2 separate regions of the Homo sapiens genome follow, and region 2 is linked to region 1. Evidence: chromatin contacts called from ENCODE Hi-C or POLR2A ChIA-PET data. All regions are on one chromosome and are shown on one strand. The core of a region is the stretch at or near the end of the contact, and the rest is flanking DNA. Distances in the headings are between cores, read along the strand shown.

Region 1 (3,194 bases), core at 482-2,981:
TGGGAGGCCAAGGCAGGCGGATCACTTGAGGCCAGGAGTTCGAGACCAGCCTTCCCAACATGGCAAAACACCGTCTCTACTGAAAATACAAAAATTAGTTGGGCGTGGTGGCACACGCCTGTAATCTCAGCTACTCAAGAGGCTGAGGCAGGAGAATTGTTTAAACTCAAGATCACGCCACTGCCCTCAAGCCTGGCAACAGAGTGAGACTATGTCCCCCCCAAAAATATTAATTGAAATATTAATTGAATATTGATTGAATATTAATTGAATTATCACTACTTGAAGCCAGAGGCAAGGCAGGCTTCTCCTACTCTAGAAAGGAAAAAGAAGAGGAATATTTAATAATTTAGATGTTCTTAGAATATGGAATTGTTAAGTATGCAAGTTAACACTATGAGGACAACTACTAAAATAAATAAGATACCATGTCTGGCTCCTAAAGTAACAGCAGAAGAAAAAAGGACTATAGAAAATGTTTTCAACACAAGAGAAGGAAGGAAAAAGGAAAAAATAAGCAAAGAATGATAAACATAAGATGAAAAAATAAGAAAATTAAAAATAAGTTGAAACATTATCATTAGCCTCAGCAACCATAAACGTGTTAAACATTGACTTTCAAAAAGAGATTATCAGAATGATTTTTTTTTTCCAGACAGAGTCTCGCTCTGTCACACAGGTTGGAGTGCAATGGCATGATCTAGGCTCACTGCAACCTCCAGTCCATCAGGATCAAGCGATTCTTCTGCCTCAGCCTCCCAAGTAGCTGAGATTACAGGCACACGCCACCACACCTGTATTTTCAGTACAGACAGGGTTTCACTATGTTGGTCAGGCTGGTCTCAAACTCCTGACCTCAAGTGATTCACCCGCCTTGGCCTCCCAAGTGAGAATGAATTTTTTAAAACCCCAAATCCGTCCAGGCGTGGTGGCTAACACCTGTAATCCCAACACTTTGGGAAGACGAAGTGGGCAGATCACCAGAGGTCAGGAGTTCAAGACCAGAGACCAGCCTGGTCAACATGTTGAAACTCCGTCTCTACTAAAAATACAAAAATCAGCTGGGTGTGGTGACACATGCCTGTGGTCCCAGCTACTCAGGAGGCTGAGGCATGAGAATAGCGTGAACCCAGGAGGCGGAGGTTGCAGTGAGCCGAGATTGTGCCATTGCACTCCAGCCTGGGAGACAGGAGTGAAACGCCACCTCAAAAAAAAAAAAAAAAAAATGCATTGAATACACCTAACTTACCAAACATCACAGCTTAGCTTAGCCTAAATTAAATGTGCTCAGAACACATACATTAGCCTACCATTGGACAAAACCATCTAATACAAAGCCTATTTTTCAATATCTTGTGTAATTTATTGAATACTGTACCGAAAGTGAAAAATTGAATAGTTGCATGGTTACTTGAAGTATAGTTTCTACTGAATTGCTTTTAAAGCATTGTATAGTTGAAAAATTGTAAGTTGAACCATCGTTATCAGTATAGGCAGGGCCGTGCTCCCTCTGAAGGTGCTAGGAAAGGAATTACTCCATGCCTCTCTCACAACTTCTGGCAGCTTCAGATGTTCCTCACCTTGTAGGTGCACCACTCCAAGCCTGTCTTTACATGATGTTTTCCCTGTGTGTCTTCACATCATCTTCCTCTGTGTCTATGTCTGTGTCCATATTTCCCTCTTCTTTTAAGGACACCAGTCTTGTTGGATTAGAGGCCCACCCTACTCCACTATGACCTCATCTGAACTTAGCTAATTGCATCTGCAATGACCCCGTTGCCAAATAAAGTCACATTCTGAAGTACTGGAGATTGAAACTTAAACCTATCTTTGGGCAGGGGGCACAATTTGACCCATAACAGAAGGAGGCATCAGTAAAAATAAGGGCAGAAAAGGCTGAAATAGAAACCAAAGTCATAAAATAGAGTAAATAAATACAAATGAAAGTTAGTTTTAAGAAAAAAATCCGGTTTGATTACCCAATCTTTAATAAGACTGATAAAGAAACAAAAGAGCACAAATAAACTATATTAGGAATCATAAAGAGATACAATTGCACCCACAGATATATAAAATCACAGATCATTGCACTATAAAAAAGAATACTTATTTATTTATTTATTTATTTATTTATTTATTATTTTTGGAGATGGAGTCTCATTCTGTTGCCCAGGCTGGGTGCAGTGGTGCCATCATAACTCACTGAAGCCTCGAAATCCCAGGCTCAAGCAATCTGCCTGCCTCAGTCTCCCAAGGAGCTGAAACTACAGGCATGTACTAGCATGCCTGGTCAATTTTTTAAAAATGTTTTTGGAGAGATGGGGTGGGGGGGCGGGTCTTACTATGTTGCCCAGGCTGGTCTTGAACTCCTGACCTCAAGCCATCCTTCCACCTCAGCCTCTCAAAGTTCTGGGATTACGGATGTGAGCCATCATGCCCAACCGATATTTATTTTTAAAGCAAATTCTACAGATCTTCGAGGGAATAGCACTTAAGACTATTTTTAAAACTTGGATGGGTAGGTGATCACATATCTCTATTTATAATAGCTATGTGTCTTCTCTTAGCTATATTGGATTTTTTTTTTTTTTTTTGAGACAGAGTCTCACTCTGTCACCCAAGCTGGAATGCGGTGGCGTGATCTCGGCTAACTGCAACCTCTGCCTCCCGGGTTCAAGCGATTCTCCTGCCTCAGCCTCCCATGTAGCTGGAATTACAGGCACCCGCCACGCCTGGCTAATTTTTGCAGTTTTAGTAGAAATGGAGTTTCACCATGTTGGCCAGGCTAGTCTCAAACCCCTGACCTCAGGTGATCCGTCCGCCTCACCCTCCCAAAGTGCTGGGATTACAGGCATGAGCCACTGCACCTGGCTATATTGGATCTTATTTTCAGGATTTTAGAGAAAAAAAGGAAGAACTAAGAAATGTGCCCTTAGCTAGTAGGAAGCTGTGGGGTTAGAAAAACAATTACTAGGAACTTTTAATGCTAACCATTAAGTAAATATTTTAGTATATTTGAACACACAGAGCATATATTTTTACCTACTCAAATGTTTCTATGTGGATATGAAAATATATACACAAGAAAATGATAATGGAGCTACTGACAGATGCTTTGGTACAGCTGCAAAATGCAAATATTTCTCTATGTATATTCATGTTCGCTCCAGAGATAAAGATCGACAAACCTGCTG
Region 2 (3,194 bases), core at 408-2,907, 54 kb before region 1:
CCCCCAGGGTCCAAGGATGGAACAGATGTTGGACTTCTAGTGATACAGTCCAGGAAGGCTCAAGAGGAGATGCCACTGTGGTTAAAGCATCCCATAAAAGTGGCTGGGAAATCCTGGTCCTGTTCTACTTCTGTGGTGGAAACTTTACTTCTACACCCACTCAGCAAACCAGATTGTTCTCCTCTTGCTTGTAAGAAGTCCACAGGTCCTTTCAAATTTATTCCACAAATACTTCTTCAGCATCTACCATATGTCAGGTACCATGCTAGGTACTAGTGATATTGCATCTACAGCTTCGGGGGAAGGAGACATTAATTAAACTAATGCACACAGATGTAATTAAACTGTGATGTTTGCTATGAGGGAAGAGCATGAGAAGTTTTAGAATAGATGACTGGAGGATCTGTTACCTGCAGGTCAGGGAAGCTTTCCCTGAAGAACTGATGCTGAGCCGCTATCCAAGGGTCAATAGAATGAAATGAATAGGGGGGAGATAAGGAAGAGTATGCTTGGTAGAAGGAGCTGTGAAGAAGCAAAGTCCCGAAGGCGAGAAGAGCTTGTGGTGTTTGGAGTACGGAAAGACCTGGGTGCTGATGTGAGAGAGGGTCGGGGAGAAGGGCTCTGGATGAAGGACCTGCTGGACCTGGCGGGGCTGGGACTGTGGTGGGGATTTAAGCTAAATGGATTTAAGCAGGCTGCTAAGTGGAGAATGGATTGAGGGAGGAGAAAGCATTCAGAGAGGAGACAGAGGAGTGGTTTGGACCTGGAGAAAGGGAAGTGGATGGATCTAAGGGACGTGCTGGATTTGGAATTGAGAGGACTTGATAATGGATTGGAGGCCGAGGATTCCCGGGATTCTGACTTGCACACTTCTCTCTTTCGCATTTACAACAACGACCCGTTACAGACACCTCCCGTCCCGAGTGTAGCCTCATTATGGTCGGGGACGTTGTCTAGTCCTCTCTGTTCTAGGTGCACAGTAAATGAATCCATCCTCGGTGCATGAACAGCTGCTCTCCTCCACCCGGGAGAAGGCCTGCAGGTCTCACATCCCCCGGGAGGTGGCAGAGCAGGAAAACCAGCCGTCCAGTGGCCGGAACCCCGCTTCCTGCCGCGGGCGACTTTGACTCCCTGGGGAAATTTTTCCCACATTCCAAATTCCCAGAAAACAGCTCTTTCCCCAGCCTTTTGGAACTGCTTCAGTGGAGGGTGTGACATGACCAGGGAACTTCTCTTGGGGCCGAGGCCTGAACTGACTGAGTCATTTTGCGGCGAGGGCCTCTTTCTTTTCGACGGCGACAGTTCTGCAGGAGCTTCCGTGTCGCATGGCCGGCCTTTCGCAGGGCGCCGCGCGGAGCCGACAGGGCCACCGGGGCCTTTCTCCCTGCTCTGTGGCTGCAGCCCAGGCACCAAAGAGACAGAGAGCCTAAGGGAGCCCTTCCCAGTCAAGTCCCGGGGAGGTTGCGGGGAGCCCAGAGAATGCCTCACCAGTAATCAAAAAATAGGTTTAGACGTGGGAAAGCTGGGTTAGAATATGAGAAAGAGACGGGCATGGCCCGGGAGGGGGAGACCGGTTCTGAAAGGCCAGGGGCAACAGGCTCAAAATACCTCTGGAGGATGTAGGTAAAGGACTGGGATTTACCGGCTGGGCGCTGTGGCTCACGCCTGTAATCCTAACACTTTGGGAGGCCGAGGTGGGCAGATCACTTGAGGTCAGGAGTTTGAGACCAGCCTGGCAACATGGTGAAACCTCCTTTTTATTAAAAATACAAAAATTAGCCGGGCGCCTGTAATCCCAGCTACTCGGGAGGCTGGGGCAAGAGAATAGCTTAAACCCGGGAGTCACGGGTTGCAGTGAGCCGAGATCGCACCACTGCACTCCAGCCTGGGCTTAAGTGAGACTCCGTCTAAAAAAAAAAAAAAAAAAGACTGGAATTTACCAAGGAAATACAGCTCTCTGAGTGAGGAAAGAGCAAACAGAAGGCTGGGGGCAGATGAAAGAATAGAGAACAAGGACCGAGTGAGGAACACAGAAAGCTGAAGGGCGCGTAAGGGGACACATTGCCATGAGGAGCGGAAATCAGAATCCAGAGTCATCTCACCTAATGTTGGTGATATGGTTTGGCTGTGTCCCCACCCAAATCTCATCTTGAATTGTAGCTCCCATAATTCCCACGTGTTGTGGGAGAGACCCAGTGGAAGATAAGTGAATCATGGTGGTGGATCTTTCCGGTGCTATTCTCGTCATAGTGAATAAGTCTCACGAGATCTGATGGTTTTATAAAGGGAAGTTTCCCTACAGAAGCTCTCTTCTCTTGTCTGCCACCATGTGAGACCTGCCTTTCACCTTCCCTCATGATTGTGAGGCCTCCCCAGCCATGTGGAACTGTGAGTCCATTAATCTTCTTTCGTTTGTAAATTGCCCAATCTCTTTTCTTCCTCACCCCTCCTGCTTCTACTCCTTCTACTTTCTGGCCTCTTGCTCATTAAAGAGTAGGAAGAACTAGTGGTTCCCAGTTTCAGGAACTTCAGTACACTGACGACACGTATATCTCCCTCAACCTGACTCATACCTGAAGTGCCATAATTTAATTTCATAGCTGTATTAATCTAGGTTTATGCTCATATTTTAGTGTATATTACATATTTGATTAATTTTTTTTTCAACAAACATGTTTTCAACAAACATTCCATCGCACATACTCTGGAAGGATAATACGTTTACCTGTTATCAGTCATTTCCTCCTTAATTTTGATTCCTGGTTTCCATGTGTCACCTCTATCTGGTCTTGTGTAATAGATCCATACTTTGGTCTCCTGGTCAGGACTGCCTGATAGTGTCCATCCTCTGAGTCTATTGGCAGACATTACCTGGCCTTGTCCTTGACCACTCCTTGCCTTGTAGTTCAAGTGCTCCAGCCACCTTGCATAACCTGCAGTTCTCTGATGCATCATTCTGTATCACACACCTGCATCTTTGCTTGTTGCCTCTATTGCCTGAGGTATTTCTTCACCTGTTGTATTAGTCAGGATTCCCCAAAGAAGCAGAACTTATAGTCTGTGTGTGTGCGTGTGTGTGTATTTATTGAGACAAGGTCTTGCTCTGTCACCCAGGCTGAAGTGCAGTGGTGCAGTGGTGTGATCTCGACTCACTGCAACCTCCACCTCTTGGGCTCAAGCAATCCCCCAACCTA

Evidence for each region. A loop is a pair of places that touch in the nucleus more often than their neighbours do. ChIA-PET counts read pairs that join two places held with the same protein, here RNA polymerase II (POLR2A). Pooled maps may share reads with other maps.
Region 2: a map of Ramos shows a loop between it and region 1 (4-fold over the local background). The contact joins the enhancer-like site here to the promoter of LINC01641 in region 1. A Hi-C loop is called at or near these places in 2 of 168 maps with a recorded cell type or tissue (K562 and Ramos) and 2 of 50 pooled maps. POLR2A ChIA-PET finds 5 or more read pairs at or near these places in 1 of 52 experiments (PC-3).

Annotation. Positions count from the first base shown.
Region 1 is chr1:227,392,091-227,395,284 of GRCh38, reverse strand. It overlaps LINC01641 (long intergenic non-protein coding RNA 1641), which reads right to left and starts at 1,731. Exons shown (of 4, transcript NR_187381.1): 1 at 1,581-1,731.
Region 2 is chr1:227,445,759-227,448,952 of GRCh38, reverse strand. No RefSeq gene overlaps it. Among named protein-coding and RNA genes, the nearest start is that of LINC01641, 54 kb to the right of the region's middle. Within about 2 kb of position 1,657, at least 4 of the 41 ENCODE cell types and tissues checked have a DNase peak (open chromatin) inside an H3K27ac peak, as active enhancers do.